Regions from separate parts of the Homo sapiens genome. Here region 2 is linked to region 1. Evidence: read pairs that join two places in POLR2A ChIA-PET (ENCODE). Cell type or tissue: GM12878. All regions are shown on one strand. Links, peaks and the distances in the headings refer to the core of each region. The heading gives the core; the rest is flanking DNA. Region 1 has its middle 26 kb from the start of MIR422A. Region 2 overlaps DAPK2 (death associated protein kinase 2).

Evidence for each region. Peaks named below come from ENCODE experiments on the same cell type or tissue, not always from the same donor. Only the 100,000 strongest peaks of a DNase experiment are listed, where the experiment ranks them.
Region 2: POLR2A ChIA-PET joins it to region 1 with 7 read pairs; 5 of 35 experiments call an interaction of 5 or more read pairs at or near these places.

The regions. Positions count from the first base shown.
Region 1 is chr15:63,894,031-63,899,401 of GRCh38, forward strand. No RefSeq gene overlaps it. Among named protein-coding and RNA genes, the nearest start is that of MIR422A, 26 kb to the left of the region's middle. RefSeq lists enhancers at 1-427, 2,779-2,828, 3,029-3,078. In GM12878, for the core only: no CTCF peak of the experiment used is centred there; a DNase peak (open chromatin) is centred at 2,941; H3K27ac peaks cover 3,437 bases.
Region 2 is chr15:64,001,847-64,007,217 of GRCh38, forward strand. The region is part of intron 2 of DAPK2 (death associated protein kinase 2); the gene reads right to left. Among named protein-coding and RNA genes, the nearest start is that of DAPK2, 42 kb to the right of the region's middle. In GM12878, for the core only: no CTCF peak of the experiment used is centred there; no DNase peak of the experiment used is centred there.

The DNA.
Region 1 (5,371 bases), core at 123-5,122:
GTCCATGGATAGGGCGTGTGGATCAACAAGACACGGGGAGGGGCTCACTGGGGTCTTCAGAAAGCAGCTGCCCCACTTTTCTGAGCAAGCTTCCATAGGCAGGCTTGCTGTCTGGTGTTTAACAGCTCAGTGAACATGGTGAAGTCACTCTCCCCACCATCCCCTGTATGTGTTGAAGGCAGCTGGGGTGATAAATAAAAAGGCTCCTGTTTTAAAAACCTCCACCTGTAGGAAAGGTGGGAGGCTGCAGTGCCCTGAAATCACCCCACAGAGGCCAGAGCCTGGCTGAGTCACCACAGCCTCTCCTCTGATTCCTGGCCCAGAGGAGCCACCCGGGCGCCCAGGCCGGGACCCTGGGTATTTTCAGCTTCCAGCAGCATCAGCAGGGTCAGAGAGGCCTCAGCCATATTGTATTTCATGTGACCGAGGCGCCTGGCCAGCGACATGGCCATGGAGAGCCAGCCTTGTATTCTTGTCACTGGCCTGGGCTCCACCTCCCTTTCTGCTCTGGTCTCCAGAGCCTGGACACAGCAGAGGCATGTGGGAAGGGCTCCTGCCAGGCACAGCAGGCACCAGAAACGGGTGACAAGAGGGACAGGCAACTTTAGCCACTACAAAGTCCTCGAGGATGGGCTTCAGCGTTGTTGGGAACTCCACCGTTCACCCATTCCCTTCATAAACAACCTGAGCAGTACGTCTTCCTGGGCAGTGTTAGGGCAGGGTAGCTGACTATCCCAGTTTGCCCTGGGCTCTCCTGGTTTTAGCACTGAAAGTCCCATGTCCCATGAAACCTCTCAGGTCCCAGGCAAGCTGGGACAGTTGGTTACTGTAGTTGGGAGCGTTGTTAGTGATATCTCCTCCCATGCTCGGGTCCATCTTCCAGCTGTGATTGCTTTTTGAGGATGCAGCAGCACCTGCGGCCTCTTCCAGGCTCCCCCCACCTCCCCTCTCTCCCTCAGCTCTCGGGTTGTTTTTCTAAAGCAGCACATCAGAATCACCTGGAGGGCCTATTAAAGTACCCTCAGAGTTTCTGATCTAGGAGGTCTGGGAGGCAGCTGGAGAATTTGCATTTCTAAGTTCCCAGATGACCCTAATGCTGCTGGCCAGGGACCACACTTTGAGAACCCCTGATCTTAGCCACAGCTCTGATAAAGTCTCACGAAACCTCTCAACCCTCCCCATAGCTTGCTGAATAAAGGCCTAAGCCTGGGTTGAAGCCCCTCTTTATCTAGCCCCCTTCCCCACCGCAGCAGGCCCCACCCCAACAGGGTGCCCCGCGTCCCCAGGGGATACCTTGCTCTCTCCTACCTCTGTGTCTTTGCTCAAGCTGTTCCTGGCCTGGACTCTGCAGCCCCCTCCACCCATGTGAATCCTCTTATCTGTGAAGCGCACTCAAAGGCTACTTCCTCTGGAGGCCTGCCTGGGCCCCCATCCCTCGGAACACAGGACTCCTTCCTCAGCTCCCAGCTTAGCGCCTATTTCATCCTTGTCACTGCACTGTGGATTCCTTGAGGACATGAACTATCTTTTCCCATCTTTGTCTCTATATTTGCTAAATAGATATGACCCCAGAAGACAGAACCAGGACAATGGATGGATCTGCGGGGAGGCAAACTTGAGCTTAACCTGAGAAAGAACTTGTAACAACCTGAACAGTTTGACACCAGCCCTTAAGGGTCCTGCCAAGAGATCCTGAGCTCCCTGTCGCCCCTGGGCATCTTCAGTGGTGTTGGACGAGCATCTACAAAGTCTCTGAAACCCCTGCTTAGACCAAGTACTGACTACCTCAATGTCCCTCCTGGGGCCCTCTCTCCCCAGGAGAACCTGACACCCCCCCATCAAACCCGCTGCCCAGCATGCCAGACCCACAAGGCCCCACAGGCTGGCTGGACCTTACTGGAGACCAGTGGTCACAGCAAGTGTGACATTTTGTCAGTGGCCTTCACTGTCTGAATACAAGGAGTGACCAGTGGTGACACCCTCCTGCTCCAGGCCAGCCTCCCTGCCTTCCTCTGATCACCGCCTCCCCCGAAGGACCAACCCCACCTCGATGTACTCACATCGCCTTTCCTTACCTCATCCATATCTCACGTGGCCAGGGGAAGCAGCTCATCTATGGGCAAGCTGAATATCCACAGGTGCGCTCCCAGCTCGGGCTCCTTAGGAACAGGAATATCCTCCTGCAGAATATTCTCCAGTGCCTTCCCCATGCTGGGTGCATGTAAATGCTCAGATGTTCATTTCCTGATGTGCGTTTCCCATCGATGTCCTGCTGGAACCCTTCCCTCACAAGTGGTGCTCTCCCAGGTGTGCTCCAGCGGGCAAATGCCCTCCTCACCCCTCCCCATCTGATATTAGGAAAGAACCTGTGAAACCCATTCCAACCAAGAAGCCTGGGACTGAGGCTTTCTGCCCCTGCCATCCCTGGGGAAACGTTACTGTTTAAATCCGATAAGCGTGAAAGCCTCGCTTGATTGCATGGCAGCTAAGCATACTATGTGTAGTGGTGTTTATTTGCTGATTGGTTGATTTGGAGAGGAAGGAGAAGGATTTTCCAGAGTCTAGACTCTTATGGCTTTGTGGGGCTTTCCAGGGTCAGCATCGATTGTGAAAGTTTGGTGAGCTTGGCAGTTTGTATCATTTAAGAAAATCTGCCCGGGCTTCCTCCCCCACCAGGAAGTGTCCCATCAGTTCCAAAGCCCTCAGCTTAGTTATTGGAAAGGCCTGAGAAAGCCACGACCCAGCGGACCCAGCTGGGGAACACCTGGGTCTCAGTTCACCTTCTGCCAACCTCTAGGTCTTACGAGCATTCCTGTTTCCTCTCCTTCCCTGGGCTACTTGAGGTCATGACCTTCTGAAAGAATGCAGGGTCAGCCAGCCTGGCTGAAATTTCCCCTCCGTGGGTGTGAAAGGCGATATGTCCAACTGTGAACACACAGGGCCCACATCCTTATGACTCAGCAGATGCGGCTGTCCTCAACCACATCGCCCAGAATGTCACTCTGACCTGCCTCAGAGGTCTGACAGCAGAATAGATTCTGCAAAGCCTGGGCCCAGGAGGCGCTTTCTCCATGAGTCCTTTTGGACAACACACATTCACCCAGACACACACTCAGATGCACACACACACACACAGACACATCCACTACAGAGACAGATGTGCACACACTGATACCCAAACGTACCCCAAACGCAGACACGCGGACATGCACAGACACCCAACACACACATGCACACACAGGCCCCCGGACAGTCAGATACACACACAAAGACATCCACACACACAAACACCCAGACACATCCACACACGTCCACACACCCCACAGAGACATGTCCACAACGGGTGCCTAGGTATGCCCAGAAACACACAGTTACCCGAATACAGCCAGACACACACACACACACACACACACACACACACACACACACACACACAGACTCCTCCAGAGGACTCAGGAAGAATCAGATCTGTCCCGTATGCCTGACCTTGAATGCCTCTGCCAACCCCAACAGATGGCCACTGGCTCTCCGACAGGGCCCTCTGGTCTCTGACCAAGAACCAGGGTCACAATGGACAGAGAAGGGGAAAATGGTAGAACTACTAATTCACCACCGTGCAGTTAACCCGCAGAAGTCTCATTCTTTCATTTAATTGGTAGCTTTCCAAAGTTCAGCCACGAGAAGGCGTAAGGACAAGCAATCAGAATACTAACCCATAACTTCCTGTCCCTTCTCTTAGCACCCATCCTTTAAGGCCAAATTAAAGTCCACCTTGTTCATATAGTCCTCCAGATTCCCAGAGTTAGAAACCGCAGCTTCTCCCATGCGCCCCTCATGTCATGCTTCTTGGTCTCTTTTTTTTTTTGAGATGGAGTTTCACTATTGTTTCCCAGGCTGGAGTGCAATGGTGCCATGTTGGCTCACTGCAACCTCTGCCTCCCGGGTTCAAGCGAGTCACCTGCCTCAGCTTCCCAAGTAGCTGGGATTACAGTGCCCACCAGCATGCCCAGCTAATTTTTGTATTTTTATTAGAAACAGGGTTTCACCATATTGGCCAGGCTGGTCTCGAACTCCCGACCTCAGGTGATCCACCTGCCTCAGCCTCCCAAAGTGATGGGATTACAGGTGTGAGCCACCGCGCCTGGCCCACCATTGATTTTTTTTTTTAAAGACGAATTGAGTACCAACTGCTCTGTTCACAGCTTTCTTTTCCTTTTTGTCTTTCTTTAAGAGACAGGTCTCACTGCAGTGACTATTCACAGATACAATCATAGTTTGCAATGTAGCCTCCAACTCCTGGACCCAAGCAGTCCTCTCGCCTCAGCCTCCCAAGTGGCTGGGACTACAGGTGCACCACTGTCCCCAGCTGACAGCTTTAAGGTGAGTGCAGTGGCTGTGTCAGTCCATGCCTGCCAAAGGAATCAGTGGAGACAAAAAGAAGGAGCAAATTCAAACTTTCCTCCTTTTGCCCTCTCTCCTATGTGGGTTCAGATTCTTCAGGAAGCAGATGCCAAGATGGGATGAGAAGTGCTGGAGACCTGGGGTGTGGGATGAGGAACGCCTATGAAGGATGAAGGGGAAAGGAAGCAGGAGTAGGCAAGGGAGAGCTTTCAGGCCATGATGTAGGTGTGACACCTAAGGAAGGAGGGTGGGAAGGAAGGAGGGCTGGCTAGGAAGTGCCTCTGATGGCAGAGCAACCCAGAGAAGGGCTCAGCCAGGTGATGAGCAGTCCAGGGGCAAATATTAGAAGGGTCCCATGCTGGGCAGGAATGGCCTGGTTCGAGTACCCGCCGCGTGTCTCCCATCCCACCATGCTCAATCACTGGCCAAAAGCAGCCTACGGAGAGTGAAGACCTTGTGGCTACTCTGAGAATGCTCTGAGAATACCTGGGCTGGGATTTTTATTCCCCTTTTAAGGAGAAGGGGTAGAATATACCCCTGCCCCTCCCAGCCCTGCCTCCTCAAACATCGCCTCCTCTTGGAGTTTGAGTAAGGACGTGGGTCTGAGGACAACTTCCAAGGCCAACTGGGCTGAGTTTGCCAGCTCATGCTCCAGGTGCCTTCATGTCTCTTTGGACTTAAACCTACAGGCTAGAACAGTATTTGAAAAGTCAGCTGGCACTTAGCAAACTAATACAACACCCTGAAGGGGTGGCAGCTGGGGGCCAGCAGTGAATAGCACTCTTTGCTGCGGGTTCTCTCTTGAAGGCACTTCCGGGGCTGCCACACTTCTTATCTCCTTCCCTCCTTCCTTCATTCCCTCCTTCATTCCCTCCCACCCCACCTTTCCTCCTCAGATCTTCATACCATCTGCCAGGCACCAGCACACTGTGGAGCCCCATAAATGAACTGACACAGTCCTTCCCTTCAA
Region 2 (5,371 bases), core at 324-5,323, 110 kb after region 1:
CCAATCCACTGCATAACAGAATCCTAGGCACCCCAATATTCATGCCACATTTCCTTTGGTTCTGACCCTCTTTGCTGAAAATTTGCTTTCCTACCTTGGTAAAGGCAGTATTATGAACAAACACAAATTAATAAATATCTGTTGAGTGACTCCTTCTGTGAATAAAAGTAGCCCTTGAAGAGCAACTTCATGATTTGCAAAGTAGTTTCACATGAATCCTCTCATTTTACACTCTCAAATCCTTGGGAGGCTCATGGGGACAGGTATTGCCAACTCCTACTGCAGAAGAGCCAAGCTCAGGGCCCTGGGGAGAGTGGCACAGTCAACCTCCAAGGTGGCACCTCTGATCCCCATCTGGTGGAAACGTCCCAGCTCAACGCAGATCAACCATAGTGTTAAGAGGAAAGGATGGACTACTTTAAAACATTTTTATTAACAGAGTTCATCAGAAATTCCTTTTTTTATGTAAGTCTTCTTATTGGAAACACAAATGAGCTCTACATGCTCTAGCAATAAACAATATATGTCCTTCAATAAAATACGTTTTGAAGATGAACACATTTTTAAAGGTTTTAACAGTTTCTCCTATTGTCCCTGTGTCTTCCATAGCATCTATCAACATAATTTGTCCATAATAGTAAAAAATATTTCATAATTAATGGATGGATGGATAGATGACCAACTGGAGGACTTGGCAGAACACATACTAAACTCTCCCAGCTCCAGTTTCCACTTCTGTAAAATGAGGCTAATATCTACCTATGTCAGGCTTCTATGAGGCTCACATAGCAATGCAAGTGAATATGCTTTGTAAACTGCAAAAGGCCACACACATGCAAGGGATGATAGTATGAACTCCCATCAATCTCACACACAGATACAGTAGGCAGCTATTTGGTAAGAATTCAGGGGGCCTTTGTGCCCCCAACTCACCCAATAAACTCACTGATATCTCATCTGTAAAGTATCATTCCTTAGAGTCTTGGGTCTTTTAAACAAAGAATCGCCTAATTAATGAAACCAGCAGCAGAGGGAGGAGGAGAGAGGGAGGGAGAGAAAGACTGAGACACTGTGTGTGTGTGTGTGTGTGTGTGTGTGTGTGTGTGTGTGTGTGTGTGTCGTGGGACCTGTGTGTGTGTGTGTGTGTGTGTGTGTGTGTGTGTGTGTGTCGTGGGACCAGAGGTGGTGGGGTAGTGTTAAGACTGACTCTTTTATTAATTTACCCAAAGCAGGAATTTGCAGGAATGGGACCTAGGCTTGGAGGCTGAGGAGGGTGGGTGGATGCAATAAGGCCACAAGATAAGGTGGGGAAGAACTGATCTCAGGGGAGACCCCTTGAGGATAGAATGGACAGACGACCCCCTACTGGCTCTTCTCTTCTAACTCTGAAGGCTGGACTTCGATCCAGAGCACATCTCTAGATTCTGTCCCTTTTCAGCGGCTGAGTGAGGAAAAACTTGGAATAGCAACACTTGCAAAGGGTGTGAAATTAATCTGCATTAGTGGGAAGGTTTAGCAATAGCACTCTATCATAGGCAGTGCATTGCTCTGGCAGAGACCTAGACACACTTTGCAGACTGCAAAATCATGTCCTTACAGGGCATCCAATGCTTCCAGCATCACCAGGATTCGCCTACTTCTTTGCTGACCCATGGTGGCATTACCTGGGTTTAATCAGCTGAGTGATCAAGAGCAAATCAGTCATCCTGTCTTGGGTCTTAAGTTTCTTTTCTTTCTTTTCCTTCCTTCTTTTCTTTTCTTTACTTTTCTTTTCCTTCTGACAGAGTCTTGCTCTGTCACCCAGGCTGGAGTGCAGTGGCGCAATCTCAGCTCACTGCAACCTCTGTCTCCCAGGTTCAAGTGATTCTCTTGCCTTAGCCTCCAGAGTAGCTGGGATTACTGGTGTGTGCCATCACACCTGGCTATTTTTTGTATTTTTAGTAGAGACGGGGTTTCACCACGTTGGTCAGGCTGGTCTCAAACTCCTGACCTCAAGTGTCTGCCTGCCTCAGCCTCCCAAAGTGCTGGAATTACAGGCATGGGCCATGGCACCTGGCCTATCACACCTTTTAAAATTAACAATAATTCTTTAATGTCATCAATATCCATTTGGTGTTCATATTTCCCCCATGTGCCTTAACTTTTTTTTACAGTTTGTTCCATCAAATCAAAACCCAAGGAAGGTCACATATTGCAAATGATATGTCTCTTAAGCCTCTTTTAATCTTTAGGTTCTTCTCTCTCTCTCTCTCTCCCTTCCCAGAGCTCCCCTCCATCCCTCCATTTTTCTCTTTTTCTTATACTTCATTTGTCATAAATACCAGGTCTTTTGACCTATACCATTTCTCACTGTCTGGATTTTATTGGCCACTTCCTGATAGTATTGTTTACATGTTCCTCTGCCCCCTGTATTTCCTGTAAATGAGTAGCTGGATCTAGAGGCTTGATCAGATTCAGGTTTGAGTTTCTTGCAAGACTCCTTCATTGGTGGTGCTGTGTGTTCCCATCAGGAGGCGCCTAACGTTGGCTATCTCTCTTTGTGATATTACCAGCTTCTGATGATCAATGCCTAGATCCATTAATTCAACAGGGGGACCCTCACTTTTTAAAAAAATCCTCATCATAATCTATGGCTTGCCTCATGCTGATACCTTTGCCTGGATGGGGCAGCTTGGTTTAGACAAGTGTTCTGAGGACTTTGAGCACCTTAGTGGGATAGAGACTTTCAGAGACATTACTGCCCCTCTTCAAGGGTGGAGATAGGGGTCTCTGCTAGGCCTCAATGGAAACTGCTGGCTGGTTTGGTGGGGTCTTTCCCCTCAGCTTGCATAACAATAATTCCACAGTGGGCCCCTTGGTTTGGCAGCGGGCTTTCGCACAGGCTCCAGGGCACACATACAAAAGCACTAAGCACGTGCAGCACCGCTCCTGAGTCATCCAAGGACACAACCCAATGATCCTGTAACTCTGAGAGCCACACCCTCCCTTTCAGCAGCCACAGGTTGTTCTCTGACCTTACACTCTTGGCTTCAGTGCCAAATCAGTGATGACTTATCTTTCCTTTGAAACGTTAATTCCTTCTACTCCCAGAGTTCCTTTGAGATGAAGGTTTTCATGAGCTTTCAAAACACTCTCTTACCTAATCCTCCTAGCACTTAAGTAAGGATGAAAGGTGACTAGCCGAGAGACCCCACTTCCCAAACAGGGAAACTGAGCCCAAAGCTTAACTGATCCACCTGCTGTTGTGCTCTGGCCTCAGGCCCCCACTTCAGGGTGCAAGATTGTGGGTTTGACAAGACAAAGACATGTCTTCTGAGTGAACCCAATACCCATCCTTGAGTGGTGCTCTGTCCTGTGGTCTCAGGGAAGCCAAGAGGCTCTTCTCAGGAGGGGTATCCAGTTAGCTCAGGGCAAGTCATCCTACCTAGATTTTCCCAAAGAGCAGTAATTTCAAACCCTTTGATTCACTTTCAGGCTCTGTGTGTGAGGTTGTGTGTTTGATCAAGGGTTTGGTAAGTTCAGCCACCACAGATACTAGATACAAGAGCAGAAACTTACCTTTCCTTGACCTAAGTCATAGATGCCAGCCCAAGAATATCATGTGCAGTTCCGGAAAGATGTGCAGGTGCTGGAGAAGATGTGGAAAGGGAATGTCTGAAGCAACTCAGAGGGTGGGAGGACAGCCATGTGCCCTCCCAACATAGGAATGGGCTTATACCAATCTGCCCAGAGTCCCTCATGCCTAAGGCCAACAGCAAATACTGGGAAACAGATAGCCAAGGTAGGGGTGGGCAGGGGAGGAAAACAAAAAACTGTCTTGCCCACAAAGGAGAAGAAGTAAACACAAAGACTAGATCTGGGAGAAGAACCAGATTCAAACCACATAAAACTCTGCAACATGGCTGGGCATGGTGGTGCGTGCCTGTAATCCCAGCTACTCAAGAGGCTGAGGTGGGAGGATCACTGGAGACCAGGAGTTCAGGACCAGCCAGGGCAACATAGTGAGATCCTGTCTCTAAAAAGAAAAAAATTTTTTAATTAGCTAGGCGTGTTGGCACACATTTGTAGTCCTAGCTACTTGGGAGGCTGAGGTAGAAAGATCACTTGAGCCCAGAAGTTTAAGGCTGCTGCAGTGACCTATGATCGGATTATTGCAATCCAGCCTGGGTGACAGAGCCAGATCCTGACTCAAAAAAAAAAAAAAAAAACCCCACAAAAAACCCTCTGCAACACGTACAAACCCAGCCAGCTCAGCATGGTTCTCCCTATGGCCTCTCCTGGCATCCCATCACTCCTGAGAGGGTGTCAGGACCAACCCACACTGAGTGGTCTCCGCTCACCACACTGGTCCATCCAGCTTTCCCAGACCAACCTGATCCTTCCGCCACCAAAGCAGCACCTGCCACCAAGATGTGTAGCCACCTGAGTTCTGACACATGTAGCTTTTGCCAATTTAACAAAAAACAGTCAGGAGGCAGAATGTCAGCCTTTACCATCAGAGGCCATAAGCCCCCAGACTGACCAGCCAGGGAGCAAAAATGACTTTTTTCTCCTTATATCATGTCCTGGTCTATACAGTATATGTCAGCCCTTGGCAACCACCAGCTAAGGACGTACAACATCGTCACCTATATTAGACGCTCAAGAGAAGCAAGGAACTCCCCCAACTCCATTCCCACTTCACCAAAGCAGGGCAGAAACAACCAAGAAAGACGTCAGAGATCCCCCAGTATACAATAAAACTTGGCAAACCTCATGGAACCATGGAAATAAAAGGAATTTCTTACCGTCACCTCACTTTATAAATGGGGAAACTGAGGCCTAGCAAAGGAAAGGAACTTGCCCACATCACCTATTCTCCCGGGCAGTGACAGATGCAGGACCAGACAGGTCTCCTGTCAGGTGGCCCCATTCTCTTCCCTTCTCACCCTGCCTCATGTGTCAGACAACTCATCCTTGGTGCCTGCCAGGGGAAGGCCTGGCAGCTGGAGGAGGTGAGGCCAAGTACAGATTACATCAATCTAGCAGGTAGCCAAGAAGGAAGTAGACATTATTCTTCCCTCCCACCCATAGGGAGCCCGACTCCAGGAAGTCACTGAAATGCAGGGAGGCTCAAACCTTAACTCGGAAAAACCTGCATGGGCTGCAGGGGAGAGGATCTAAAGGCAGTGGTGGGCCCACCCTCACTTTACTGTGCTTTTTCACTTTACAAGTGATCTTTCCACCTCAGCCTCCCAAGTAGCTAGGACTACAAATGTGTGCCAACCTCTCCTAGCTAATTGAAAAAAAAATTTTTTTTTTAGAGACGGGGTCTCACTATGTCATCCTGGCTGGTCCTGAACTCCTGGTCTCCAGTGATCCTCCCACCTCA